7 separate regions of the Homo sapiens genome follow, and all the other regions are linked to region 1. The links are chromatin contacts, found by Hi-C or POLR2A ChIA-PET in ENCODE. All regions are on one chromosome and are shown on one strand. Each heading gives the region's core, a stretch centred on a gene start or an enhancer-like site at or near the end of the contact. The rest is flanking DNA. Distances are from core to core; before and after follow the strand shown.

What was found. Hi-C counts contacts between places; a loop is a spot of excess contacts on that map. ChIA-PET counts read pairs that join two places held with the same protein, here RNA polymerase II (POLR2A). Pooled maps may share reads with other maps.
Region 2: a map of PC-3 shows a loop between it and region 1 (18-fold over the local background). The contact joins the promoter of ZNF121 here to the promoter of MBD3L1 in region 1. A Hi-C loop is called at or near these places in 1 of 168 maps with a recorded cell type or tissue (PC-3), 2 of 37 single-sample maps with no recorded cell type and 12 of 50 pooled maps.
Region 3: a map of psoas muscle shows a loop between it and region 1 (11-fold over the local background). The contact joins the promoter of ELAVL1 here to the promoter of MBD3L1 in region 1. A Hi-C loop is called at or near these places in 1 of 168 maps with a recorded cell type or tissue (psoas muscle) and 11 of 50 pooled maps. POLR2A ChIA-PET finds 5 or more read pairs at or near these places in 1 of 52 experiments (K562).
Region 4: a map of CD4-positive, alpha-beta T cell shows a loop between it and region 1 (16-fold over the local background). The contact joins the promoter of TIMM44 here to the promoter of MBD3L1 in region 1. A Hi-C loop is called at or near these places in 2 of 168 maps with a recorded cell type or tissue (CD4-positive, alpha-beta T cell and gastrocnemius medialis) and 8 of 50 pooled maps.
Region 5: a map of psoas muscle shows a loop between it and region 1 (12-fold over the local background). The contact joins the promoter of MAP2K7 here to the promoter of MBD3L1 in region 1. A Hi-C loop is called at or near these places in 1 of 168 maps with a recorded cell type or tissue (psoas muscle) and 5 of 50 pooled maps. POLR2A ChIA-PET finds 5 or more read pairs at or near these places in 1 of 52 experiments (K562).
Region 6: a loop to region 1 is called in a map of CD4-positive, alpha-beta T cell, with 6 times the contacts of the local background. The contact joins the promoter of ZNF426 here to the promoter of MBD3L1 in region 1. A Hi-C loop is called at or near these places in 1 of 168 maps with a recorded cell type or tissue (CD4-positive, alpha-beta T cell), 3 of 37 single-sample maps with no recorded cell type and 14 of 50 pooled maps.
Region 7: a map of sigmoid colon shows a loop between it and region 1 (5-fold over the local background). The contact joins the promoter of SNAPC2 here to the promoter of MBD3L1 in region 1. A Hi-C loop is called at or near these places in 1 of 168 maps with a recorded cell type or tissue (sigmoid colon), 1 of 37 single-sample maps with no recorded cell type and 11 of 50 pooled maps. POLR2A ChIA-PET finds 5 or more read pairs at or near these places in 1 of 52 experiments (HEK293).

The regions. Positions count from the first base shown.
Region 1 is chr19:8,831,035-8,834,999 of GRCh38, forward strand. It overlaps MBD3L1 (methyl-CpG binding domain protein 3 like 1), which reads left to right and starts at 1,343. Exons shown (of 3, transcript NM_001393532.1): 1 at 1,343-1,488. It overlaps ZNF558 (zinc finger protein 558), which reads right to left and starts at 1,270. Exons shown (of 10, transcript NM_144693.3): 1 at 1,175-1,270; 2 at 284-367. RefSeq lists silencers at 1,050-1,319, 1,820-2,079.
Region 2 is chr19:9,583,232-9,587,075 of GRCh38, forward strand. It overlaps ZNF121 (zinc finger protein 121), which reads right to left and starts at 1,273. Exons shown (of 4, transcript NM_001008727.5): 1 at 1,230-1,273. RefSeq lists enhancers at 1-37, 852-1,663.
Region 3 is chr19:8,003,743-8,007,894 of GRCh38, forward strand. ELAVL1 (ELAV like RNA binding protein 1) reads right to left here and starts at 1,899. Exons shown (of 6, transcript NM_001419.3): 1 at 1,753-1,899. LOC105372266 (a long non-coding RNA gene) reads left to right here and starts at 2,071. Exons shown (of 4, transcript XR_936302.2): 1 at 2,071-2,216. RefSeq lists silencers at 1,275-1,324, 1,355-1,554, 1,785-2,274.
Region 4 is chr19:7,941,468-7,945,466 of GRCh38, forward strand. TIMM44 (translocase of inner mitochondrial membrane 44) reads right to left here and starts at 2,199. Exons shown (of 13, transcript NM_006351.4): 1 at 2,140-2,199. The coding sequence starts at 2,184. RefSeq lists enhancers at 1,220-1,763, 1,764-2,306, 1,933-2,302, 2,307-2,850, 2,851-3,393 and a silencer at 2,333-2,402.
Region 5 is chr19:7,902,438-7,906,073 of GRCh38, forward strand. It overlaps MAP2K7 (mitogen-activated protein kinase kinase 7), which reads left to right and starts at 1,440. Exons shown (of 11, transcript NM_145185.4): 1 at 1,440-1,631. The coding sequence starts at 1,508. LOC124904630 (a long non-coding RNA gene) reads right to left here and starts at 1,077. Exons shown (of 2, transcript XR_007067121.1): 1 at 984-1,077; 2 at 1-312. RefSeq lists enhancers at 717-1,294, 1,943-2,482 and a silencer at 1,652-2,001.
Region 6 is chr19:9,536,820-9,540,859 of GRCh38, forward strand. ZNF426 (zinc finger protein 426) reads right to left here and starts at 1,826. Exons shown (of 8, transcript NM_024106.3): 1 at 1,756-1,826; 2 at 1,440-1,526. ZNF426-DT (ZNF426 divergent transcript) reads left to right here and starts at 1,847. Exons shown (of 2, transcript NR_134921.1): 1 at 1,847-2,179; 2 at 2,587-2,911. RefSeq lists enhancers at 1,132-1,867, 1,874-1,923, 2,124-2,193, 2,848-4,040.
Region 7 is chr19:7,918,078-7,921,910 of GRCh38, forward strand. SNAPC2 (small nuclear RNA activating complex polypeptide 2) reads left to right here and starts at 2,261. Exons shown (of 5, transcript NM_003083.4): 1 at 2,261-2,472; 2 at 3,346-3,465; 3 at 3,628-3,696. The coding sequence starts at 2,290. It overlaps TGFBR3L (transforming growth factor beta receptor 3 like), which reads left to right. Exons shown (of 7, transcript NM_001419781.1): 6 at 1-52; 7 at 840-1,020. The coding sequence ends at 47. RefSeq lists enhancers at 1-613, 1,289-1,788, 3,489-3,833 and silencers at 1-48, 2,311-2,540, 2,621-2,820.

The DNA.
Region 1 (3,965 bases), core at 93-2,592:
CATTACGGCATACCAGAAAATCTGTCTTTAGCTACAGTTACACATCTTTACGTTATTTGTATGTTTGTTTTGTGGATACTTATTTGCATGTAACTGTATTTACTTATTTACACACATGTAACCATAAACACCTCTGTCTTTTTACCTTGAACTTTCCTTAAGATACCTTCACTCTTAGTGACTTCAATGTGGTTACAACCCCAGCACAGGAAAAGCCCACGAGGAGTTCTTCTACACAGCAGAGCCTGCTGAAACCTTGTTGTAGGTTCCACACTGTACTCACCTGGTCACCCAAAAACCCACAACAACAGGTGGACCTTGTGGCAGGCTTCAACACGAATCTGAGCTTGAATGATGCTTTTCTCATCTGAAAAAAAAAAAAAGACACAAAGATTTCTTTCGAGGCTTTGTATAGGTTGTACAGTTGTTGGATACGGCTGCCGGAAACACCATCCCATTCACTTTTTTTGGGTACTCAATGATTAAATGTGTAATAAGGGCCCAGCCTGTGGGCCATGACTGGCTTTACCTGATTCCCATCTGGCCATCTGCTCCGTAAGAGGGGAGAAAGCAGCTTAACGCTGTGTGCATTTGACTTGCTCAACTTACTACGCTGGAGAGAGATTCTATGGTGACTCCACAGGCTTTAAAAATATCTTGTCACTTAGAGGCCCTATTAAGTGACTAAACTGAATTTTTAACAATTTATGTAGTTTATTCAGAACTGCAGAGATTTTTTTTTTAAGGCCCTAGAGCAGGGTTTCCCAACCTGGCACTACTGATAATTCTTTGTTGTGGGGGACTGTCCTGTACAACGTAGGATCTTTAAGAGCAAGCAGCGTCCCTCTTCCCCGGCCTCCACCCTCTAGGTGACAGTAGCAGCCTCCCCTCCCCACAATTTGTGAAAACCACAGTCGTCTCCAGCTACAGCCAAAAGTCCCCTGGGGTGCGGAATCGCCCCGGGTGAGGGCGACTGGGGTTCCCTGAGGAGGCAACAGCGGCGCGGGGCCCCGACCCAGGAGCAAGCAGCAGCTTCGTGCTGACCTAAGCTCACAGCCCGAGGCCTCATGAACCGAAACACGGCTCCCTGGAGGGACGCAGGGCCCGTGGCTGGCGGTGTCCGCGGCCCACGTCGCCCCCTGGACTCGGACCCGAGCCCCCGCCAGTCGCTCACCGAGCCCGGCCCCTCCCGCGGGGCCAAAAGCGCCGACTCGCGGGGACGGAGGGACTCGCTCCCCGCTGCCCCACGCGCGGCCCCTCCCACGGTACCGCCCCGCGCTTCCGCTTCCGGTCTGGGGAGAGGTGCGCTGCACGTCCCCTTCCGGCTCGCGCGGGCAGCCTCGCAGAGTCGAGCGTGTTGGGGGTTCGGCGCTTAGGCGACAGGCGCGGCGGGCGGGAGCGGCGGCCGCGAACCCCAGCCTTGGGCAGAGGTGTTCTAGTTTGCTTAGTGGGCACAAAGTTGGGCCCTGGCCTGGGGCAGTAGCGGGGGTAAGGTTGGCCCTGGGGGCGGGGCCAGGCTGTGAGCCGCACGAGGCCTGGGGGCGGGGCTGGTTGTGGGCGGAGATCAGTTCCGGGGCGGGGCTGAAGGCGGGGAACCGGCTGAGGCCGTACCAGGCCTGGAGGGCGAGGCTGATTGGGCAGAGACCAGTTCCAGGGTCGGGGCTGTGGGTGGGGCCCAGTTCTCGGGGCGGATGGTATAAGGCTTCTAGAGCGGGGATGACTGAGCAGAGACCAGTTACAGGGGTGGAGACCTCCATTTCCGGGGCGGGGCTGAGCGGGAACCAGGCTGTGGTTGTGACAGCCCTGGAGGTTGGGGCTGGCTGTGGGCGGAGATAAGCTCCGGGCCGGGCGGAGGGCGGGGACTAGGCTGTGGGTGTACCGGTCTTGGAGGGCAGTGGTGATTGGCAGAGAGCAGTTCTAGGGGCGGAGCTATGGGGTGGCAGCAAGCCTGGGGGCGGGGCTGACTGTGGGCGGAGACCAGTTCTGGGGGCGGGACTGTGGGCTGCACCAGGCCTGGGGAGGGGGCAGTGGGTGGAGACCAGTTCCAGGGGCAGGGATCTGGGTATGAATAAAAGGGTGTATGATGTGGGTGGGTTGGGATAGGCCCAGGAGCCAGGATTGTGGGAGATCAGATTCAGGGGTAGGGCCTTCCTTGGATCCCTAGATTGTTGATACAGTTACTGCCCCATGTTCATACAACCCAATAGGATCAGATTATGTATGCACATTTGTCTATAACTTGCTTTCCCAAGGCAGAACATAGTGATTTAACACTAAGAGTTTAGGGGAGCAGGAGAGGACTGGGTCATAGATACACATATAGGAAAACTTAAGAATGGTACAAAGTCAGTCAAATATTCTCCCACCACGGTCTTTCAGTTCTTTTGCTCAGAGGCAAAAATAATTTTCTCCTCTATCTTTCCAGATATAGTGTGGACATGTATGTGTGTGTATGTGTGTATGCCGTAGTCATATTCATGGAATAAATGCTATTACCTCCCCCCCAACAAGTCTCTGTTTTATACACCATGGATATAGACTGAACAAAATAGGTAAACGTCCTTGCCCTCAGAGAACGTGCATTTTAGTTGTGAGTTGGGCAGGAGAAATGGACAGTGAATGTGATAAATAGAATACATGGTGGGTTGGTGCGTTAGATACCACTAAGTGCTGGTTGGACCTGGTGGCTTACGCTTGTAATCCCAACACTTTGGGAGGCCGAGGCAGGCAGATCACCTGAGGTCAGGAGTTCGAGACCAGCCTGCCAACATGGTGAAACCCCGTCTCTACTAAAAATACAAAATTAGCCGGGCGTGGTGGCGGATGCCTTGTAATCCCAGGTACTTGGGAGGCTGAGGCAGGAGAATAGCTTGAACTCGGGAGGTGGAGGTTGAAGTGAGCCGAGATTGCAGCCGGTGCACTCCAGCCCGGGTGACGAGCAAGACTCCATCTCAAAAAACAAAACAAAACAAAAACCAAAAACCATAAACAAAAAAAGATACTGGTAAGTGCAAAGGGAAAAAATTTTATGTAAGAGAGTGGTAACATTTAAAATCAGCCAGGAAGAAATACTTTCAATGAATGATATTGTTTCATGCACCCGTCCTTTCAGAAAAAAATAGTTAGATCTCTGCTTCCCAAAAATATCCATTTTCAGGTGGCTGAAGGAAGTTTAAGCAAAAATGAACAAGTTCAAAATTCAATATACTAGGAAAGTTCACTGTGGAAAGACTGTTCTCTTCAACAAATTGTGCTGGGACAACTAGATGCCAATATACAAAAGAATGAAATTGGGCTGGGCGTGGTGGCTCACGCCTGTAACCCCAGCACTTTGGGAGGCTGAGGCAGGCAGATCACGAGGTCAAGATATCGAGACCATCCTGGCTAACATGGTGAAACCCCGTCTCTACTAAAAATACCAAAATTAGCTGGGCGTGGTGGCGGGCGCCTATAGTCCCAGCTACTCGGGAGACTGAGGCAGAAGAATCGTTTGAACCCAGGAGGTGGAGATTGCAGTGAGCCGAGATCACCCCACTGCACTCCAGCCTGAGAACAGAGCGAGACTCCATCAAAAAAAAAAAACAAACCAAAACCAAAAAAAAACAAAAAAAAAACCAACCAACCAAGAAACAAACAAAAAACAGAGAATGAAATTGGACCTCTACTTCACACCATGTACAAAAGTGAGCTCAAAATAGATCATAGACCTAAAGGTAAGAGCTAAAACTATAAACTTCTTGGAAGAAAACATAGGTGTCAAACTTTGTGATCTTGGGTTAGGCAATTGTTTCTTAGATATGACATCAAAAACAGGTGGCGAAAGAAAAAATATATAAATTGGACTTAACATTAAAAAACATTGATGCTTCAAAGGACACCATCAAGAAAAAAGACAAACATGGACTGGGTGAAGACATTTACAAATGATTTATCTGATACATGACTTGTATTCAAAATATATAAAG
Region 2 (3,844 bases), core at 23-2,522, 750 kb after region 1:
AGCCTCCATCCTTTCTTCCTGTGGGCCCGTTTTGAAGCTCTGTGGGGGGGTACAGACCTAGGAACTTCAGATAAAGACAACAGCTGTGTATTATTGCCTTTCTTTCTTTTTTGAGACGGAGTTTCGCTCTCATCGCCCAGGCTGGAGTGCAGTGGCAGATCTCGGCTCACTGCAACCTCGGCCTCTCAGGTTCAAGCAATCCTCCTGCCTCAGCCTCCCAAGTAGCTAGGATTACAGGGGACTGCCACCAAGCCTGGCTTTTTTTTTTTTTTTTTTTTTTTTGTGTGTGTGAGACGGAGTCTCCCTCTTTTGCCCAGGCTGGAGTGCAGTGGCGCGATCTCGGCTCACTGCAAGCTCCGCCTCCCGGGTTCACGCCATTCTCCTGCCTCAGCCTCCCGAGTAGCTGGGACTACAGGCGCCCGCCATCGCGCCTGGCTAATTTTTTGTATTTTTAGTAGAGACAGGGTTTCACCATGTTGGCCAGGCTGGTCTCGAACTCCTGACCTCAGGTGATCTGCCCGCCTCGACCTCCCAAATGGCTGGGACTACAGGCGTGAGCCAGCGCGCCCAGCCTGCCTTTCTTTTGTAGAAAGGCTTGTAGCTGGTAACAACAAAAAACATTAAGTCCAAGAAAATAAAATAAGAAACTAAAGGCTCACAGTCTACACGTGTTCATATTTACATGCAGATATAGGCACACCCTAAACGACTATTTTTTTTCCATCAGAAAGTAATGTGTCAAAAATAAGAATAGGACATCAATGCCAGATTCTCAGACGAGACATTTTTAAGCAAAGAAATGGAAGTCAGAGCCCTCTTGAAACCAATTTTCTGCAGGTGTTCACCAGGAACATGCCGGAAACGCCAGGTTCCTGAGGCGCGGAAATGCGGGGCCGGAGCCAACCTGACTGGAACGGCAGAAATCCTTTTACTTTCAGAAAGAAAGAAACTCACAAAGGTTGCTTTCCAAGCTTTTGAAGAAGGGAGCACAGCGGATGAAACCACTCCAGAAAACGCGCGGAGTCGGGACAAACACACTTCCCGACCTGGCTCCTGACTGGGACCCACTGAGCCTGCGGCCTCTAGCCACTGGCCGCGCAAGGAGGACCGACAGCCCCTGGAGAAGAGAGTGAAACGAGGCGGATCGGAGAGGCTCCTGGGCGACAGCACCCAATCGTTCCTTTGCCGCCCCCCGCTATCTCCGGGATCCCCAAGCAGGCGGAACTCACCACAGCCAGGGTGGACTCCACCACGATAAAGGCGAAATGGCACTGACCATGCGGAGCCAGCGCCGGAAAAGATGGCGATTGTGCGCTGACGTCACTTCCGCTCCGAGCCTCGGGCCGGGCGGGGCTCCTGGGTTCGAGTTTCAGCCACATAGGACCCAGTCAAACACAGAAATTGTAGTTTCTTCCCGGGTGGGCGCGGACAGGCCCTTACTTGGGGGCGGTTTAGAGGTGGGACCCGGCTAGCCGGCGGTTCAGGTGGCCGGACCTGCTGGAAGGGCGGGCGTGGGGGATGGGACGCACCCCAGGGGATGCTCCTGCAGAGCTTTTCCCAGGTGGGCACAGTGGCTAAGGCCTGTAAGTCCAACACTTTGGGAGGCTAAGGCAGGTGGATAGCTTGAGTCCAAGAGTTCAAGACCAGCGTGGGCAAAATAGCAACATCCTTTATTAAAATATATATGTGTGTATACATATATATAAAGCTTGTTTGTATACATCTCATGTTCCTAGAGCCTTTCCATGATTCTTCCATATGGATAAAGCTGCCAGTGAATGGCATGGTCTATCTCTTCTATTCAGTCAGGCTTTCTGTAGGCCTTTATTTCTTCATTCTTTATTTTTTAGAACCTGCTGGTTCCATTGCGTTTTCTTTTTTCGTTTTTCTTTTTCATTTTTTATTTTTTTTTGAGACAGATCTCACTCTGTTGCCCAGGCTGGAGTGCAGTGGCATGACCTCGGCTCACTGTAACCTCTGCCCCCCGGGTTCAAGTGATTCTCCTGCCTCAACCTCCCGAGTAGCTGGGATTACAGATGTCTGCCTCCACGCCCAGCTAATTTTTGTACTTTTAGTAGAGAAGAGTTTCACCATGATGGCCAGACTGATCTCGAACTCCTGACCTCCAATGATCTGTCTCCCTCAGCTTCCCAAAGTGCTGGAATTATAGACATGAGCCACCGCACCCGGCCACGTTTTCAATATAATAATATTTTCTGTAAATCTTGATTTTTTTTTGTCTTCATCAAGTATGTATTTCTGGCTGGGTATGGTGGCTTATGCCTATAATCCCAGCAATTTGGGAGGCCAAGGGATCGTTTGAGGCCAGGAGTTTGAGACCAGCCTGGGCAATACAGCAAGACCCCGTCTCTGTTTAAAAAAAATTTTAAATATGTTTTTGTTTTTGTTTTGAGATGGAGTCTAGCTCTGTTGCCCAGGCTGGAGTGCAGTGGCACGATCTTGCTCACTGCAACCTCTGCCTCCCGGGTTCAAGCGATTCTTCTCTCTCAGCCTCCTGAGTAGCAGAGATTACAGGCAGGCGCCGCCATGCCCGGCTAATTTTTGTATTTTTAGTAAAGACAGGGTTTCACCATATTGGCCCAGTTGGTCTCGAACTCCTGACCTCATGATCCGCCTGCCTCACCTTTCCAAAGTGCTGGGATTACAGATGTGAGCCACCACGCCTGGCCAAAAACATGTATTTCTATTGTTATTTTTCTGATCTTCCCACATGGGCCAGGACCACATTTCCTACATTGTAAAATAGCACTGACACCAGACATTCTCCCCAGGTTTATTCAGAAATGTAACATAATCCCAGTAAAAATATTAAAAGTTTTTTCTGGAGTTAGGTACGTTGATACTAAAGTTTATGTGGAAGAATAAATATCTGATAATAACCAAGAAAACAAAAACAAAAGCAATGATGAGCAGCAGATGTTAAAACATACTATTAACAGTTTTCACACAAGGCAAATAATTAAATTATATTAAAATAAAAATAAATAAGACATACTATAAAGCCTCTATAATTAAAACTATGTGGTACTAGCACATGAAGCAGAAACAGACTAATAAAATATCTAAAAACAGACCCAAGAACATGTAGGAATTTGGTTCATAAATGTGGTATTTTGCCAGGCGCGGTGGCTCATACCTGTAATCCTAGCAATTTGGGAGGCTGAGGCGGGAGGATCACCTGAAGTCAGGAGTTCGAAACCAGCCTGTCCAACATGGTGAAACCCTGTCTCTAATAAAAATACAAAAATAAAATTAGCCAAGCATGGTGGTGGGCTTTCTGTAATCCCAGCTATTCGGGAGGCTGAGGCAGGAGAATCGCTGAAACCCAGAAGGCAGAGGTTGCAGTGAGCCGAGATCGCGCCACTGGACTCCAGCCTGGGCAACAAGAGTGAAAATCCATCTCAAAAAAAAAAAAAAAAGGTATTTCAGATCAATGAGGCAAAAAAAGCCATTTGTAATGGAAAGTCTAAGACAGCTGGGTAGCCATCAGAGAAAAGATGAAATTAAATCCATACTTCACAGCATATACAAGAATAAACTCTAAATGGACTAGGGATCTAAATGTGAAAAATAAAACCATATACGCATTCAGGGTGTAAGTGATTTCTTGGCTGAGTAAGGAAAAAGACGTGACCACAAGGCGGCAGTAGCACACAAGCTTCATTTGGGATGTGCTTTGACAGGTAAGGAGTGGCGGGAGGTAGCAAACAGCAAGAGAATATCCACAGGCTTCTACCTGTGGGTCGCTGCTCAGAAAGGGTGGAAAGGAAGAAAGACTCCCAGAGGAGAAGGGGAATCAAAGAGGGGGCTTATATGACTAAGT
Region 3 (4,152 bases), core at 649-3,148, 830 kb before region 1:
CAGACTGAAACTCTGTCTGCTCAAAACCAATGCATCAACATAAACAGTATTATTTCCTTCCACATTTGAGACGTTCGTGTATCTCAACCTCTTTGTGGGCCTCGAAGTTGCAGAATTTGATAATAGATCCCAGCACAGAACTTTGCACACAGAAAATATTCGATGACAACTGGAGTGCCCTGGAGCCTTGTGATTATAGGAGCAGTACAATCGAGTGGTTAAGAGTAAGGGTTTTGAATCAGAGGGCCCGAGTTCAAACCCTGGCGCAGCCACTTTAGTGCATGAGACTGGTCACATCAAGTGACCCATCTAAGCCTCAGTTTCTTCATCTCTAAAATGGAAATTAATGGAAATTATAACATCACCTGCCTCAAGGACTGCAGACAAACGTCCACAAAGTGTCAAGCACATAGTAAATCCTCAATAAATACTGGTGGCTATGTACAACATCATTTATTCAGTGCCTACCAGGCACAGACCACGCACAACGCAACGGGATTTCCACCCTCTTCAATTTGCACCACACTTTTGTCCTTCCCATTTTATAGATAAGAAAACTAAGGCTCAACAGAGTCAAGCTTGTTCGAGGTCTTGGGAGCATCTCCCAGGGCATTAGAACTTTTGGAGGAAGAGCATTTAGTTCAGTAATGGTTCTCACCTGTGCGTGTGAGAGTGGAAGAGACCCCTCCCCCGCAACCCGAGCCATCTGGCAATGTTTGGAGATACTTTTGATCCTCACGACTTGGAGCATGGGGATACTGCTGGCATCTAGTGGGTAGAGGCCAGGAATACGGCTCAACTTCCTACATTGCACAGGGAAGCCCCCACTACCACCACAACCAAAAACTATCTGACCCCAAACATCAGTAGGGCCAACGTCGAGAAACCCTGCTCTAGACAGATCATTCTCCTCATCTTCCCATTTCTGGCCATCCGGATCTTAGATGAACACTTTCTAGCAAGGGGGCTCAGTCCCACCACGGGAAGCCCATGCAGAAGTTGTGCAGAAGTTCTTCTCCACCTGCCCTGCACACAGTAGGGACCAAAACCCATTTTAACAAGCCCCGCAGCCCAGAGCACCGGAAAAGGAAGGAAGGGCATCCATCCCCCATTGTTCAACTGTGTGCAGCTTGTGTTTCCAACAGGCACACACACATATTTTACAAATCCTAACGTCCCACGCCCCACAAACAGCTTTGTTAGAGATGGCGCTCAAAAAAAGATGCAGTTTAGATTTTTTTTTTCCCCCAGGACTCCCGTGTATCTACTGAAGGGTTTGCACACTTCTCAAAGGACCTCGCACCGGCCGCGGTGCTCTGACAACGACCACAAAAGAATCTGTGGGATTTCCCGGGGGAGCAAGCCCGTGGGCCGTGACCTCTGCGCGCTCAAAGCGTTCCCGGCGCTCCCCCGTAGCTGGCCCCACTCTCCCGCCCCCGGAGCCCGGGCTTCCAAGGCGACCGGGGCCCCCGGCCGTGCAGCCCGGCCCCCCGGCGCATGCCCACGCCGTATCCCCCTCGCCCGTCCCTCGAGGCGCCAGAGGAATCCGGCCCCGGGGCCTGTAGCCGGCGCCCACACCGGCCCGCCCCGACCCGCCCGCCGCGGCCCCAGCGCGCGTCCCCTCCCCCGGTCCGGCGCGGCCTGGGCCTCGGCCGGTGCAGGCCCGCGGGCGCCCCGCGGCCAGGCCAGGCGAGCTCAGGCCTGCCGCGGCCTACCCCGTCGGGCGCCGCCGAAGGCCCCCCACCGCCTCACCTGGATGCGGGCGGGCGGGCCCGGGGCTGCTCCGGGGCGGGCGGGAGGCGGCGGCGGCGCGGCGCTAACGGCTCCGCTCGGCCTCGGTAGCGGTGGCGGCGGTGGCGGCGACGGCGACGGCGGCAGCGGCTCCTCCTCAGCGCGCACGACCCGCTCCGGCCCGCGGCCCGGACACGCCCCCCCCGCGCGCGAGCCCATTGGCCGACGTCCGCCACGGCGCGCTGCTCATTGGCCGGCGTAGCTGTCGCGGCGCTCCGGGGCGCGCGGGAGAGGCGGGACTTCCGGTCGGCGCCGCCTGCGAAGTGCTCCGCGGCCGGCGGAGACGCGGGCAGCCAGCGATGGCCGCGGAGGGGGCGAACTGGGTTCCGGCCCTCGGAGGCTGACGGAAGGCGGTGGCTGAGGAGCGGCGCCTCTGGTTGAGCGCTCGCCGTGTGTCCCGCACCTGTCTGTCCTGCCGCCGCCCGGTAAGGTAGGAAAGGTCAGCGCGCCGGGGTTACGGGTACAGAACCTGGGTTCGAATCCCGGCCCCGACGTTTCCGCACTACGTGCCGTTGGGCAGGAGCTGACGTCACCTTGCCGGGCCTCAGTTTCCTTCTCTGGTGCGCTGAGGAGGCGGGGCATGGAACGTGGTCAGCGCTTCATCGGTGCTGGCTCTTTGAGCAAGCCAGTTCCCGAAGGCTCAGCATCTCATTCATTCATTAAAATGTCATTGAGCGCCTACTGTGTGTCAATCACTGTATGGGCAGTGAGCAGAAAAAAAATACCTGGTCTTATTGGGCTAACATTCTAAACCAGCGCTGGCCTAGAATGCCCTAGTAGAAATACATGCAAGCTACATGTTTAATTTTTTTTTATGTAAAGATGGGCTCTGGTTCTGTTGCCCAGGCTGGTCTCGAACTCCTGGACTCAAGCGATTCTCCTGCCTCCGCCTCCCAAAGAGCTGGGATTACAGGCATGCCTGCACTCTGCCTAATTTTTTCTTTTTTTTTTTTATGATCTGAAAATAATAGTCTTTTTATTTTTATTTATTTATTTATTTATTTGAGACGGAGACTCGCTCTGTCGCCAGGCTGGAGTGCAGTGGCGTGATCTCCGCTCACTGCAACCTCCGCTTCCCAGGTTCAAGCGATTCTCCTGCCTCAGCCTCCTAAGTAGTTGGGCCTACAGGCGCTGCGCCACCACAACCAGCTAATTTTTGTATTTTTAGTAGAGACGGGGTTTCACCGTGTTGGCCATGATGATCTGTATCTCTTGACCTCGTGATCTGCCCGCCTCAGCCTCCCAAAGTGCTGGGATTACAGGCTTGAGCCACTGCGCCTGGCCTACAATTTTGTTTTTCTTTTTTTTTTTTTTTTTTTGAGACAGGATCTCACTCTGTCACCCAATTTGGAGTGCGGTGGTATGATCACAGCTAACTGCAGCCTCAACTTCCCCAGCTCAGGCAATCAATCCTCCGGCTTCAGATTCCTGAGTAGCTTAGACTACAGGATGTGCCACTATGCCTGGCTAATGTTTTATTTTTTTGTAGCGATGAGGTCTTGCTGTATTGCCTAGGCTGGTCTCAAACTTCTAGACTTAAGTGATCCTCCTGCTTTGGCCTCCCAAAGTGTTGGGATTACAGGCGGGAGCCACGGTGCCCAGCCTGTTTCTTTTTTTAATCATATTTTCTTAGAAGTTTTTTTTTTTTTTTTTTTTTTTTTTGGAGACAGGGTCTCACTCTGCTGTGCAGGCTGGAATGCAGTGGTGTGATCTCAGCTCACTGCAACCTCTGCCTCCCTATTCAAGTGATTCTCGTGCCTCAGCCTCCCAAGTAGCTGGGATCACAGGCGTGCAACATCACACCCAGCTAATTCTTGTGGTTTTAGTAGAGATGGGGTTTTGCCATGTTGGCCAGGCTGGTCTCAAACTCCTGGCCTCAAGTGATCCACCCACCTCGGCCTCCCAAAGTGCTGGGATTACAGGCATGAGCCACCACCCGGCCTAGGAAAGCTTTTTAGAGATTGGGTCTCACTGTGTTGCCCAGGCTGGAGTGCAGTGGCTGTTCACAGGTGCAATCATCCCACAGGTTTAACTCCTGACCTCAAGCAGTCCTTCTGCCTCAGGCTCCCAAGTAGCTGGGATTATAGGCACGTGCCACCACACCTAGCTCAATTAAATGTTAAATTTAACATTTAATTGTTAAATTTTATAGTAGCCAGCATTCTGGGTCATCACGGTGCAATAGAAGTATAAACAAAGCAGGCCAGGCACAGTAGGTCACGCCTGTAATCCCAGCACTTTGGGAGGCCGAGGCGGGCAGATCACCAGGTCAGTAGTTCGAGACCAGCCTGGCCAACATGTTGAAACCCCAGTCTCTACTAAAAATACAAAAATTAGCTGGACGTGGTGGCAGGAGCCTGT
Region 4 (3,999 bases), core at 949-3,448, 890 kb before region 1:
AGGAGAGAAGCGGTTTTGCCATGTTGGCCAGGCTGGTCTCGAACTCCTGACCTCAGGTGATCCACCCCTCCCCCGGTTTTCCAAAGTGCTGGGATTACAGGCATGAGCCACTGCACCTGGCCTCACTGGCCAATTTGTATCTTATGCCTGATGCATGCCGGGCACTCTGTAATCTTCCCAAAGTCTGAGAAGCAAGCAGAAGCTGGTGGAAAGAGAAAATGCTGTGTCTGTACCTCCAGGGCCTACATCTATCCTCGTGCCCCTGAAACTGGGGGAAAACGGACAGGTCCCAGGAAATGCCAACCCATGGGGGGAAGAAGGCTAAATGTACAATTTAATCCCTTAGTCTGAAAGTAGGCACTCTAAGCTTCTATGCTAGTGGCAAGCAGTCTTCTCTTGCGAGCCCACCCCATTTCTGCCAGCCTCCAAAGATGAGAGAACTGGATTTTTCAGACACAAACATCGATAATGTGTTGCCCCAGGGACAACTCTGGAATAAACCTACAATGTCCTCCTCAAGGGTTGAGCTATAAACAGAGTAATTTAGGGGAGTCGCTCTGGGCAAAGACTGGGCTGATCTCATGTAAAAGGCACTTGCTGGCTGGGCGCGGTGGCTCACGCCAGTAATCCCAACACGTTGGGAGGCTGAGGTGGGAGGATCACCCGGTCAGGAGTTCGAGATCAGCCTGGCCAACATGGTGAAATCCCGTCTCTACCAAAAATACAAAAATTAGCCGGGCGTGGTGGCACACACCTGTAGTCCCACACACCTGTAGTATTGCTTAAACCCGGGAGGTGGAGGGTGCAGTGAGCCGAGATCTTGCCTTAAGTTCTGTGCAGGCACTGAGCTGGTGGCTCATGCCTGTAATCCCGATACTTTGGGAGGCTGAGGCGGAAGGATCGTTTGAGCTCAGGAGTTTGAGACCAGCCTGGGCAACATAGCTAGACCCTGCCTCCATAAAAAATTGGGGGAAAAAAAAAAAGCTCTGTGCAGGTCCTGTTCAGCTCGGCACCCTGTCACCCAGCACAGAACCTGGCGTGTTGATGTCAAAAGACCAGGTACAACTTCTCCACCATTTCCACATTTCCTGGGCCGTTTTTCTCTCTGTTCTCTGCCTCCTACCTCTGAGAACCCTATGCAACATCCCAAACTTACACAGGTGCCTACTATCTCCTGTATTTACTTGAGGATAACTTTTTTTTTTTTTTTTGAGACGGAGTCTCCCTCTGTTGCCCAGGCTGGAGTAAAGTGGCAGGATCTCGGCTCACTGCAATCTCCGCCTGCCGGGTTCAAGTGATTCTCCTGCCTCAGCCTCCCAAGTAGTTGGGATTACAGGAGCGCGCCACCATGCCCGGCTAATTTTTTTGTATTTTTAGTACAGATGGGGTTTTAGTAGAGATGGGATTTCACCATGTGGGCCAGTGGATCTCGAACTCCTGACCTCAGGTGATCCACCTGAGGCTGAGGCAGGAGAATCGCTTGAACCCGGAGGCAGAAGGAGGCAGAAGTTGCAGTGAGCCGAGATCGCGCCATTGCACTCCAGACTGGGCGACAAGAGCGAAACTCTGTCTCAAAAAAAAAAAAAAAAGAGAAAAAAGAAAAAACGAAGAGCACGAGCAATATGAAGTACTACTTTCTGAGTGCGCCTTACACGTCTTGACTGCCACTGCCCTGTGGACCCAAGAGCCTGCTAGGGCGCGAACCACCTCTCGCACATCCACAATGAACGTTAGAAGAAACGAGACAAGAAATGCTCTCGGTAGAGAACTTGGCATTTAACCGCGAGCTGTGAATTTCACGTTTTTTTGCCTTCCCCTCTACTTTTTTCCACGGGACGCCGCCGCCCCGGCTACCATTCTCTCTCCTGTATACGTGGAGTCTGATCAGAGGGCGAAGGGTGATCAGCTCCCTCCCAGGTCCCGCGCATCGCCGCCCCCTGCCCGGTAAGCTCGGTCCCCGCCCTCAGGCCACGCTCTGTGCCCCCTGTCCTGGCCTCTGCTACCCAAAGATCTAACCCCAAGCTTTCTAAGGAGCCCAAGCAAGGGTCGCGAAGGCCAAGGGTCTGAGAAGAAAGCCTTGGTGGCCGAAGGCCCAGAAGACCCCTAAGCTCGCCCTGCCAGCGCCGCACCGCCGCTCACCCGTGGACAGCGGCACCAGCCACTCCGCAGGGCCGCCGCCGCCATGTTGGAGAATCGTGTGACCTTCTCGCGGCGCGGCCCGGTTGCGTCATCCGCCGCTTCGGCCTAGAGCCGCGCAAGCCTGAGAAAAGCCGCTCCAGGAGCGGGGTTTCGGGTAGGGAGAGCCCTCCGATTGGGTCCGTCATAGGGCGGGGCATTAAAAGGGTAGGGAATGCCTAGAGAGCTTGACCTCTGATAGGGCAGTGTTTTGGAAGGACGGGGCCCGTGACTGGATGTGGCCCGGGGGAGGGCACTCCTGGGAGGGTCAGATCTGTGATTGGGCGCGACTACGAGGGGGCGGAGCCCAGGGGCGTGTATTCCGTCACTTGCGGTGATTCGGCTACAGAACGCGCCGGGCGCTGGTGGCAGGTGGTACAGGCACGTGGATCCACCGACCACAAGGACGGATTCGATTGGATTCTGATTGACCGGCGGACCAGCTCCAGAGTAATTGTCTATGGCTGCCCCTGCAATGACTGATTGATTGACAATGGCTGAGAGACCAGCAAGTGAGTCGCTCCGAGAAAGCGAAGGAGCCCACTCTTGTGCGGCGCTTTGGGAAGACGCCTGTTGGTTTTGACCCCGAATAAGAAGAGGAAGCTGAGAGCGGGCTGACTGTGGTCCAGTCCTACTTCGATTCAGTGTGAACTGACACTCTGATCTGAAGACGCTCAGGCCTTTGTCATTTCAGCACCCCAGATGCTATTTTCCATTCGAAGAATGCCGCCACCAGGTGGCGGTATTTTAACATGGCCATGCAATCCGGGTATGAGGAGGAGGGTTGGTCCCCTGGGAGAGCTAATGTATGTTGCTGTTGCTGTTTGTCTTATTGGATCCTTTTTTTTTTTTATAGAGCCAGAGGCTTGCTCTGTCACCCAGGCTAGAGTGCAGTGTCGTAATCTAGCTCACTGCAGCCTCCAATTCCCAAGCTCAAGCGATCCTCCTGCCTCAGCCTCTGAGTCACTGGGATTACAGGCGTGAGCTACCGCACCCGGTCTTTTTGCATTACTAACCTGTGATATGGGTTTATGGGACTTCATTATTTCAAAGGGAGGCAGCTTGGCCCCGGAGAGCATGCATTCCTGGCTTCTGCGATGGATAGACTTGTGTTCTCCATCTCAGGAGCTCCCCCTCAAGGTGGGGGTAAGAGATGAGGGCTTCCACTCTGGCTTTGTTCGAGATGTCTTGATGCCAAGAGGAGCAAACTAGTTAAGCGGTTGGTGTACACAGGTGTGTTGCTAAGAATAAGGTCTGGGCTAGAAATATGGATTCTTAGTTGTGGTTGAAAGTACGGAGTTTGGCCGGGCGCGGTGGCTCATGCCTATAATCCCAGCACTTTGGGACACTGAGGCGGGAGGATCTCTCCAGCCCAAGAGTTTGAGACCAGCCTGGGCAACATAGTGAAGACCTCTTCTTTACAACAAATACAAAACATTAGCTTGGCGTGGTAGCATGTGCTTGTAGTCCCAGCTACTCAGGAGGCTGAGATGGGAGGATCGTTGAGGCCCGGGAAGTTAAGGCTGTAGTGAGCCGTGATCGTGCCACTACACTACACTACACTACACTACACTACCTGGGCAACAGAGAGAGACCTTGTGTCAAAAAAAAAGAAGAAGAAAGAAAGAGAGAGAGAGAAAGGAAAGAAAGAAAACTACAGCATTGGACACTCAGAGGCAGTGTGTCATATAAGCATGTCAAAGACCCAAAGATAAAGTGGAGATAGAAGACTCCTTTAAGCCAGGATCCGTGGCTCAGTCCTATTATCCCAGCAACTCAGGAGCCTGAGGCAGGAGCATCATTTGAGCCCAGGAGTTACAGACC
Region 5 (3,636 bases), core at 190-2,689, 930 kb before region 1:
GGCTCACTGCAACCTCCGCCTCCTGGGTTCAAGCAATTCTCTGCCTCAGCCTCCCAAGTAGCTGGAATTACAGGCGCCTGCCACCATGCCCGGCTAATTTTCGTATTTCTAGTAGACACGGGGTTTCACCATCTTGGCCAGGCTGGTCCTCTCCTGACTTCGTGATCCATCCGCCTCGGCCTCCCAAAGTGCTGGGATTACAGGCGTGAACCACCATGCCCGTAACCTTTTATTTCATGTGACCAAGTAACACCCGTGTGCCAGAATCAAGGATGAGTCTCATGTTCTCAGAGCAGAGGCACAGAAGGCTGCCTGGAAGACGGAAAGGTAAAGACCTCAGCTATAACTCTACACTTGTGTGTGCTCCACCCACAAATCGTCACCAGAGGAGTTCCGACAAGCCGGTAACTCTCATCCCAAAGTGTTCCCTCGTTGGACCAGAAGCTGGAAGGGCACTTGGCAGAGTCTGCCTGGCCCTGGCCACCTCCCGGGTGTCCGCAAAATCAGAACTTCCTTCTCGCATCTAAGAGCAGAGGGAAGCCGCTCTTGGGGGGATCCCTGGGTTCCAGATGGGACATTTCCCCAGCACCCGTCGGACCACTTAAAGGAGTGGTTTAGGCTGCCGGGGGCCCAAGCACTGGCACCTAACCCCAGCGCCCCTCCTCAGATAGGAATTCTCCACGTCCAGGCGCTGGGCTCACGTTCCGGGTGCGAGAGAGATAAGGGGGGTGTCTTGAGGTTCTATGTGGGTCTGGCCAACAACTCTGGCCTTGACCTTGGCCCCGTCGCCGAGGGCAGGGGTCACACCGCTGGGTTCCCATGGCCGTCCCCTCCCCCCTGGCTTCGGCCAACTCTGAGCCTGCTGGGGCTGGCAAGAAGGGAAAGGGCTCTCGACGGAGCCTAATTACGGTGAGGAGGCGGCACCCCGCTGCCAGCAGGAGGCTAGGAGGTAATTAAGCACAAGAGGAATCCTAATAAAGCACCATCAGTGAGGAAGGCATTCCGAAGGGACGCCCAAGCCGACCGTGAAAAGCGAGGAGGCTGAGGCTGCACCGCCGTGGAGACCAGGGATCGACTGCCGCTTTGGGAACGAGGTTCCAGGAATGCGCATGCGCAAAAGCCACGCGGGCGAACACGGCTTCGCCTCGCTAAGCATGCGCGCCGTTTTCCCCGCCCACCGTCCTCAGAAGAATGGTGTTTCCTCGCAGCGCCTCTCTCAGGAGCGATCGGGAATTGGCGCATGCGCACTACGGTGGTGGTGGCGACGAAGGCGGGGGTTGCACGTTGCCTGCCTCGAGCTCTAGGTGGCGTCATCCTTCGGGCTGAGCCGAAGCACGCACGCGCGGAGGTTCGCACGCGGAGAAGGGCGGGTGCGCGCCGCGGGCATGCGCGGTGCGGGGCGAGACGGCGGCTCGACGGGGTCATCCGGGCGCAGGCGCAGTGCGGTGTTTGTCTGCCGGACTGACGGGCGGCCGGGCGGTGCGCGGCGGCGGTGGCGGCGGGGAAGATGGCGGCGTCCTCCCTGGAACAGAAGCTGTCCCGCCTGGAAGCAAAGCTGAAGCAGGAGAACCGGGAGGCCCGGCGGAGGATCGACCTCAACCTGGATATCAGCCCCCAGCGGCCCAGGCCCAGTAAGCACGGCGGCGTGGGGGAGGGGGCGGGCGGGCGGGGCGGGGCGCGCGCCGCGGGAGGCCCCGCCCCCACCACAAGGCCCCGCCCCCGCTTCCGGGGCGCTCGCTCTCCTCTCCGCCCCCCCCGCTGCGGGCTCGCGGGGCGAGGGTCACGGTGACCCGGGGGGCGTGGAGCCGGCGAGCTCCGGGGGGTTCGCACCCTCAGGGCTTGGGAGCCCAGTTCCCGGACCCAGGCGAGGCCCCCAGCTGATGACCCGCCCCCATCGCCGTGATCCTCTGGGTCGGGCTTCCCCGACTCCACGCGACAGTGACCACATCCAGGTCGCCCCGAAAACACAGACACGTCCCTGTTGACCTGATGCTACCACTCTCGTCATCTCAGGGACTGTCTGGCGCCCCCCTCCCCCGGCCTGGGGGCTTGTCAGCCCCGTGCAGCGACGATCTACGCACACGCGCACGCCTGGCTCGGGGACACCTGAGGTTACTTGACCACATAGAGCCCCTCCCCATCTCTTCTGACCCGAGGATTCTCCCTCTCGCTCTCCCTGTGACCGTGTCTGAGGTGGGGGGACGGGAGGGGGTCCCTTCTCCCCCTCTTGGCGACAGTGACCATGGCATTGGGCTCAGCAGACCCCCTCCCACATACACCAGGCCCCGCAAATCCCTGTGACCAGTTTCACTGCCACCATCTTGGTGAGCGTGTGGTGTCTGACCTCCAGAAATGCACATCGACCCCCAGCCAGCCCGGTGACTTTGTCACCTGTGTTCAAGTGATGGCTCCCCTTCCCTTCACACCCACACCCACCTGACCTGGGGACACCTGGGGCCAGTGTGACTCTAGGCCTGCTCCCGCCGCGCCCCAGCATACATCCACCTGCTTTCTGATCAGTCCCACCACCTCGGTACCTACCTCCCTGACACCTTGTCATCCTAGATCAGTACCTCTCGCTTCACACACACCTGGCCTGGGAACACTGACCATATCTAGTCTCCCGGCTTTTTCCCCAAGATCCTGGTCTCTAAATCCTCTGGGCTGGAGGAAATTAGATTTTCAAACCCTGTGAACACCACCCCTGACCCATGATCCTTTTTGTGTCTTTCTTGACCCAGTAAAATTCTCTCTTGTCTCCTCTGATGTGACCTTCGTAGTTTATTTAGTTCTCTCTATGGAGTCATTATGGCAGGCGAGAAAGGTACCCCCGTATCTGGGCACCCCACCCATTCCCTGGTCACCCAGCCTGACCTTCACAGCCTGACACCCTCCTGTCCCTCCCTCTCCTGACCTGAGTCAGCGTGGGTTCCTCCTTGGGGAGTCTCTTGGGGGTCCAGAGAAATCATGGAGGTGGGGATTCTGGTGCAGGACACTGCCTGAGACAAGAAGCCCAGCCAAGACACGGGTCCCTGCTAGCCCCTGGGGGCCGCCCTCCCTGGCCCCTGAGTGGATGAGACAGGGTTGAGTCCAGGATCCCGGGTGCCTTCAGGGGTGGCCGTTCCCATGCAGAGCTAGGAGGCCGGTGGCAGGCAGGCCCCCGAGGAGTCCCCTCCAGGCGTCTCTGTCTGTGTCAACTCCATCCCATCCTCCCCGCCCTCCCCATCTCTGTCGGTTCCTAGCCATCTCTGCAGTTCGGTGCCTCCCCCTCCTCCTCGTTTATGATTTGATTTCTTTTCTTTTGGACGAATCAGTCGTTTCTGTTGTGATTTATCGTGGTGTTGTTTTTTTCTTCCTTTTCCCCATCCAGTTATTGTGATCACTCTAAGCCCTGCTCCTGCCCCGTCCCAACGAGCAGGTACCAGCCTTTTTATCATCGCTGCTTGGACATCTGCACCATTGACCTAACCGCTGCCCCGGCCGCAGAATGGCGTCCCCCAGCCCCCATGCTCTGTGTGTGTCCCCATGTCCCTTCCCCTCACTCTCACTTTCTCTCTCACTCCACTCAAGCAGCGGTCAGCCCAGCCCAGCCTCCTCTGCGTCCTCCCTCCTCCTCCCCCTCCCTTACTCCCAGCT
Region 6 (4,040 bases), core at 576-3,075, 710 kb after region 1:
TTAATTTTTTTCCACCAAAGTTTGGTTTTATTTGGCTGGGCAGGGTGGCTCACGCCTGTAATCCCAGCACTTTGGGAGCCTGAGGCCAGAAGATCATGAGGTCAGGAGTTCAAGACCGGCCTAACCAACACGGTGAAACTCCATCTCTACTAAAAATACAAAAATTAGCCGGGCGTGGTGTGCGGCTGTAATCCCAGCTACTCAGGAGGCTGAGGCAGGAGAATCGCTTGATCCTGGGAAATGGAAGTTGCAGGGAGCTGAGATCACACCACTGCACTCCAGCCTAGGTGACAGAGCAAGACTCTGTCTCAAAAAAAAAATAATAATAATAATAATGACAATCATTAATTAATCAAACATGAAACAGTGGCTCAAACAATCACCTACAGAATGGGAGTCAAATGATGATAAACAGTGAAAGTTCCGCAGTTCATTATCCATGAACCAAATTCACAAAAACTCTATAGGCCTCCTTCTACCAATAAGACTAAAACCCTAAAGTCACAAAAACCACAGTTCTGGACTCCTGGTATAGATCACACCTACTCCCAGGGGTCTCAAACTAGGGGTCCTAGGGCTGACTAGGCCCACAAATATTCAGTTTGGTGGCATCTGTATAGAATATTTAACTCTTTTTTTTTTTTTTTTTTTGGAGAGATGGAGTCTTGCTATGTTGCCCAGGCTGGTCTTAAACTCCTGGGCTCAAGAGATCTTCCTGCCTCAGCCTCTCAAAGTGCTGGGATCACAGGTGTGAGCCACTGTACCCAGCCAGCTTTTTTTTTTTTTCATTGATATACAATCAATGTAGCTTAAAATGCACACATCCTTCGTTTCTCTTTTTTTTCTTTTGAGACGGAGGCTCACTCTGTCTCCCAGGCTGGAGTGCAGTGGCACGATCTCAGCTCACTGCAACGTCCGCCTCCTGGGTTCAAGTGATTCTCCTGCCTTAGTCTCCCAAATAGCTGAGATTCCAAGACCCCACCACCACGCTCGGCTAATTTTTTTTCTATTTTTAGTAGAGACGGGGTTTCACCATCTTAGCCAGGCTGGTTTCAAACTCCTTAATCCAACCATCCTGTTCATTGTAAATTTGATTATTGTGATACTAGAATAATAAAGCCTTCATCCTTTCCCTCTGGAGGTCTGATTAAGAAGCTCTCTTGGGATGTACAGGCCTAGGAACTCCATTCGAAGATAATGAATTATTATTCTTAGTATTCTTTAGCAGAAAGACTTGCGGTCTACAAACGTTTATATTCACATACACAAATACGCACACCCTATAAACCTAAAAAGCATCTTTATCTTTCGCCATGAAAGTAATGGTCAAAAATAAAACACAACACAATAAGACGAAACCAAACTTACAGATGAAACATTCGTTTGCATAAGAGAAGACAGAAAAGGCCCCCTAGAACCAACTTTCACCCAGTGCTCACCGGAACACTCAGAAATCGCCAGGTCCCTGAACCGGGAAGATCCTGGGGACGGAGCCAACGCGGATGCAAAAGGCAGCAATTATTTTCCTGCCGGAAAAAAATTCACAAACGCTGCTTTGGAGGCCTTTGGAGAGGGGCGCACAGATGAAAACACCCTGCGGACACCGTAACTATAAACCCGACTCCTCCCGAGGAGCGACGGTCCGAGCGGACGCTAGCGGGCCCAGCAGACACGAGCAGAGCGGGCCAGGCCTCTCTAACGTCCGGGCCAAACCCGTCCTTCACCCCAAAACCAGTTCATCTCCTCGGAACTCACCCAGGCCAGTGAGGCCTTAACTCTGAAAGGCAAAAAGACTCTCAGGCGCTCACAGCCGGCGTCACAAAAGGAACGGCGCACCGCTGACGTCATTTACGCTCTCCGCCTCGGGCCAGGCGGGGTTTCGGGACTAGGGTTTCTGCCGTGTAATACCTCCTCGAGGCAGAAAAATTCTACTTTCCATCTGCTTGGCTGCGGAGGACCTTGGGGTGGGCTCAGCGTGGGGGCTGCAGGCAGAAATGGGTCCAGAAGGCAAGGTCGAGGTTAGAGCCAAGCCTGTGGGCAGGGCTACGGGCAGGGGGCGGGGAGGAATGTGGGTCCAGGCCCAGAGGAAAAGGTTGAAGTTATAGCCAGGCCTGTGGGCGAGGCCGCAGCAGGGCGGCCATAGGGGAAGGAGCCAATGTGTTATGCATGTAGAAAATAGGTAACTACGTCTTTTGCTCTGTTACTATTTCAACATTTGATGTAAAAAACATTTTCTATGCAGCTAAAAGAATTGTTTTTAAAAATAATTTCTAGGTTTTCTGCCTTGCTTTAAAACATCTTTTCTTTTTTTTTGAGACAAAATCTCACTCTGTCACCAAGGCTGGAGTTCAGTGGAGCCATCTCAGCTCACTGCAACCTCCACCTCCCAGGTTCAAGCGATTCTCCTGCCTCATCCTCCCAAGTAGCTGGAATTACAGGTGCATGCTGCCACACCCTGCTAATTTTTGTATTTTTAGTAGAGGCAGGGTTTTGCCATGCTGGCCAGGCTGGTCTTGAACTACTTGTCAGGCCTCTGAGCCCAAGTTAAATCATCATAAACCCTGTCACCTGCACGTATACATCCAGATGGCCTGGAGCAACTGAAGAACCACAAAAGAAGTGAAACAGCCAGTTCCTGCCTTAACTGATGACGTTCCACCATTGTGATTTGTTGCTGCCCCACCCCAACTGATCTCTTGACCTTGTGACATTCTTCTTCTGGACGAGTCTCAGGAGTTCCCCACCGAGCACCTTGTGACCCCCGGCCCTGCCAGCAAAAGATAACCACCTTTAACTTTCCACTACCTACCCAAATCCTATAAAACTGCCCCACCCCTATCTCCCTTTGCTGACCCCTTTCTCGGACTCAGCCCACTTGCACCCAAGTGAATAAACAGCCTTGTTGCTAACACAAAGCCTATTGGTGGTCTCTTCACATGGATGTGTGTAACATTTGGTTCCGAAACCTGGGACAGGGGGACTCCCTTGGGAGACTGGCCCCGTCCTCACCCTCACTCCGTGAGGAGCTCCACCTACTACCTCGGGTCCTCAGACTAGCCCAAGGAACATCTCACCAATTTCAAATTGGGTAAGCAGTCTCTTCACTCTCTTCTCCAGCCTCTCTCACTACCCTTCCATCTCTCTGTCCTTCCAATTCCAGTTCTTTTTCCTCTCCAGTAGAGACAAAGGAGACACATTTTATCTGTGGACCCAAAACTCCAGCTCCAGTCACGGACTCAGGAAGACAGTCTTTCCTTGGTGGCTAATCACTGTAGGGATACCTGCCTGATTATTCACCTACATTCCATTGGTGTCTGATCACTGTGGGGATGCCTGCCTTGATCATTCACCCACATTCCCTTGGTGGCAAGTCAATTGCAGGGCTGCCTGCTTTGGCTGCTTACCCACATTACAGCCCAGGGCTGCTCACCCCCACCCCACTCCACTGCCTTCTCCATGTCTCTACCTTTCTCTTTAAACTTACCTCCTTCACTATGGGCAATCTTCTGCCCTCCATTCCCTGTTCTTCTCCCTTAGCCTGTGTTCTCAAGAACTTAAAACCTATTCAACTCACACCTGACCTAAAACCTAAATACCTTATTTTCTTCTGCAACACCACTTGGCCCCAGTACAAACTTGACAATGGTTCTAAATGGCCAGAAAATGGCACTTTTGATTTCTCCATCCTACAAGATCTAGATAATTTTTGTCATAAAATGGGCAAATGGTCTGAGATGCCTGACATCCAGGCATTCTTTACACATTGGTCCGTCCCTAGTCTTTGCTCCCAATGTGACTCATCCCAAATCTTTCTTGTTTCTTTCTTGTCCTTTGAATCCTCCTTTTCTATGGACCCATCTGACCTCTCCCCTCCCCCTCAGGCTGCTCCTCGCCAAGCTGAGCCAGGTCCTAACGTATCCAGAATTGGTGGGTTCTTGGTCTCACTGACTTCAAGAATGAAGCCGTGGACCCTCGCGGTGAGTGTTACAGTTCTTAAAGGCGGCGTGTCTGGAGTTTGTTCCTTCTGATGTTCGGATGTG
Region 7 (3,833 bases), core at 1,011-3,510, 910 kb before region 1:
CCGCGAGAGCCTCGCCCAGCGGTCCCCAGCCCAGGAGGTCCCAGTGAGGAAGGTAGGTATGGAGGTGGAGGGAGCTGGGTGAGGTAGGAGATCTGACAGTGACGCTTCCTAGCGCTTAGTTCGTGCCAGGCACTGTGGTTTTTTTGTTTGTTTGTTTGTTTGTTTGTTTGTTTTTTGAGACGGAGTTTCGCTCTTGTTGCCCAGGCGGGAGTGCAATGGCGCGATCTCGGCTCACCGCAACCTCTGCCTCCCGGGTTCAAGCGATTCTCCTACCTCAGCCTCCTGAGTAGCTGGGATTACAGGCATGCGCCACCACACCCGGCTAATTTTGTATTTTTAGTAGAGACGGGGTTTCTCCATGTTGGTCAGGCTGGTCTCGCACACCCGACCTCAGGTGATCCTACCGCTTCGGTCTCCCAAAGTGCTGAGATTACAGGCGTGAGCCACTGCGCCCAGCCTCCAGGCACTGTTGTAAATGTTTTACGCCTATGAACTAACTTAATCCCCTTAACCTCTAGGCGGACACTATTATAATCCCCATTTTAGAGACGAGAATGATGAGGCATTCTCTGAATTAAGTAACTTGTCAAAAGTCACAATACTGGGTGGAGCTTGGATTCGAACTCAGGCAGTGGGTCACCCGCGGCAGGCGCGGGCTTTGGGTCGAGCCAGGGGCATTAGGTGAGGAGAGGCACTAGGCGAGGAGAACTCAGCATTCGGACCCGGCTCCCACTCTCACCCCGGCATGCAGACCGATGGAAGAGGCTAGTGGTCTGCTGGGAAGGGAGGTGGCCCGCGTAGCGTCCCCTCCCTCGCTGAGCCTCAGCCACCCCTCCCAGGGATGGTGCGCCCCCAACATGGTCCGGAGATACACCCAGCTACCAATTCGGGACCAGGACCAACAGGACCGGACCCGCCTCCCTGGACCTCGGACCTGATGAGGCCACGACCCCTGCGCTTCTCTCCTCCCCCTGTCCCTCCCACCTGTGCTCAAAATAAACCTCTGGACTGACCGGCTAAGTTCTGGTGCAGTCAGTGAGCGCGCAACGTGCGGGGTGGGGGATAGGTGGGGAGGCTTGGGGAGAAAGCTGGGAGCAGGACTTGGGGGGTATTCCTGAGAAATCGTGACTTACAGGGGTGGAGCCTGGGGACGGGGCCCATATGCCCATATACCCGTGTGCACTCCCAGGCCATGGGAGACTGTAGGGCGTTTTGTCTCAAACAGAAAGCGACACCCGGCCGGGCGCGGTGGCTCCCGCCTGTAATCCCAGCACATTGGGAGGCCGAGGTGGGTGGATCACTTGAGGTCAGGAGTTCCAGACCAGCGTGGCCGACATGGTGAAACCCCGTCCCTACTAAAAAAAGTAACAAAAAAAGAATTAGCAGGGCGTAGTGGCGCGTGCTTATAATCCCAGCTGCTGGGGAGGCTGAGGCAGGAGAATCGCTTGAACCCAGGAGGCAGAGGTTGCAGTGAGCCGAGATCGCGCCATTGCACTGCAGCCTGGGCAACAAGAGCAAAAATCTGTCTAAAAAAAAAAAAAAAGCGGCACCCAACCCCACAAGCGTAAGTTTAAAATAAACCTTCCCCCTCCCTCCTCTCCTTACCCGGACACCTGCCCATCTGCCTCCTGCGATCTTTCTCAAGCCAGGCCTTCTCCGCTCTCCATTACCCCCGCCCGGACCCTGCCCTAGCTCCGCTTCGACCTTCTGCCTCTGCTCCAGTTCCCTCCTGGTCTGGACTTCGCCCTCCTCTTAGATTGTCAGTCTAGTCTAGAGCTCCTTAAATCCCTCCTGCCCGAGCTCCACTCTACCTTACACAGACAAGAGTGGGACTATCAGCCCCAGTCTACAGAGGAGGAAACTGAGGCTCGGCAAGGCTAAATCACTTGCCCAAAGTCCCCAGGCCTGTCTGACCCCAGAGCCCAGGCTCTTGACCGACTGGATCTTCGGACTTGACCTTTCGGCCAGAACCCACCCCTCTGCGAGAAGCAAAGCACACAGTAGTAGCTTCATGAGTTAGTCCAGCAACAGAGGGAGGGCATGGGATCCAAGGTGTCGTCTCCACTTCATGAATGAGATAAAGTGCAGGCTGAGGGTCTCCTTCGCCCCGCCCCAGTTCCGGTGCCGATCTCCCCTTCACTTCCATTGGGGCGGTTCCCCGGGCCTCCAAACGCGAAGCCACGCCCCCACGCGCGTCCGCCTCCGCGCGGTTCTTTCTGACCTCGGCGGCCCCCGTAGCTCCGCCCATCGGAGAAGCGACCTTACAGCGCCTGCCTCTTTCTGAGCGGCATGAAGCCACCTCCCAGGCGGCGAGCGGCCCCGGCGCGCTATCTGGGCGAGGTGACCGGTCCCGCGACCTGGAGCGCTCGCGAGAAGCGGCAGCTAGTGCGACTCCTGCAGGCGCGGCAGGGCCAGCCGGAGCCGGACGCCACCGAGCTGGCCCGGGAGCTGCGGGGCCGGAGCGAGGCTGAGGTGAGATGCGGTTCTCGGGACCGGAGCCAGGCTGGAGGCGGGGCTGGGGTGGGGCGGAGAGTGGGCGGGGCTGCGGCAGGAGCCAGCGGGGCGGGGCCAGGAATGTAAGCGAGCGGGGGCGTGGCGTGGGGCTGAGTGGCGGGGCGTTAGTGGGTGAGCCTGGGCGGGGTGAGGGGCGGGGCGTGGACGGGAAGAGAAGACCTAGGGGCGGGGCGAGCTTGGGAGCTAGACGTGGGCGGGGCATAAGTGAAGCGGAGGGGCGGGGCGATGCCGGGGGCGGGGCGTGCGTGCCGCTGAGGTTTGGAGAGTGGGTGGGTGAGTTTGAGGGGCAGGACGAGCCTGGGGGCGGGGCGTGGGCGGGTTAATAGCAAGACTTAAGGGCGGGGCCGTTTTGGGAGTAAGGCGTGGGAGGGGCGTGGGCGGGATGAGGGCAAGCTTTAAAGGCGGGGCGAGCCTCGGGGTAATGCGTGGGTGAGGCGAGGGCTAAACGGGCGGAATGAACTGGGAGTAAGATGCTGCCGAGTCCGGGCGAAAAGCAACGCATGCTGTTGGACAGGATACGAGCTTGAAGTGAGAGGGAATAGAGAAGAGGGGACGAAGAAGGGAGTTGAACGGGGTAGTAGTCAGCATAGGGTTGGGCCCTGGCTGCGTGAAGGAGCCGGAACTGGCCTGGGCCTTACAACTTCCTTAGGTAGCTGGTCACGCTCTGGGTGGGGTAGGGGCCTTGGCAGTCACTGGGACTCCTAACACCGGGCCAGCAGGAGACTAAGGCGCAGTAGCGGGGCCCAGAGCATACAAGGGATTGGGCTTTGGCTTCTCTGCTGCAGCCCTGAGCTCATAGAAGCCTCATTCCGCCGCCTCTTTCCTTTCTAGATCCGGGTCTTCCTCCAGCAGCTCAAGGGCCGCGTAGCCCGGGAGGCCATTCAGAAAGTGCATCCGGGTGGCCTTCAGGGACCAAGGCGCCGGGAGGCACAGCCCCCAGCCCCCATAGAGGTGAGGCAGATGAACAGGGTGAGGCTGTCCAGGGCAGGTCCCTGGTGGGTAGGTGGGAGTTGCGGGGGATAACCTGATTAGGGGATCCCCAGGAGGAGCAGGGCTTGGGGGGCCATTGCAGGCTGATCCCTGGGCTGACCCTGTACCTCTGGCTTCACTCAGGTCTGGACGGATCTGGCTGAGAAGATAACAGGGCCACTGGAAGAAGCCCTGGCAGTGGCTTTCTCGCAGGTACCGCCATTCCCCCAGGCAGGTCAGGGTGTCCCAGAGGACAGGGTCACATGGGCCAAATCATGTGAACCTGGGTCCTGGGCCCTTTTGCCAGCTCTGTGGACTCCGTCAGTCACTGGACACCTCGAGCCTCAGTG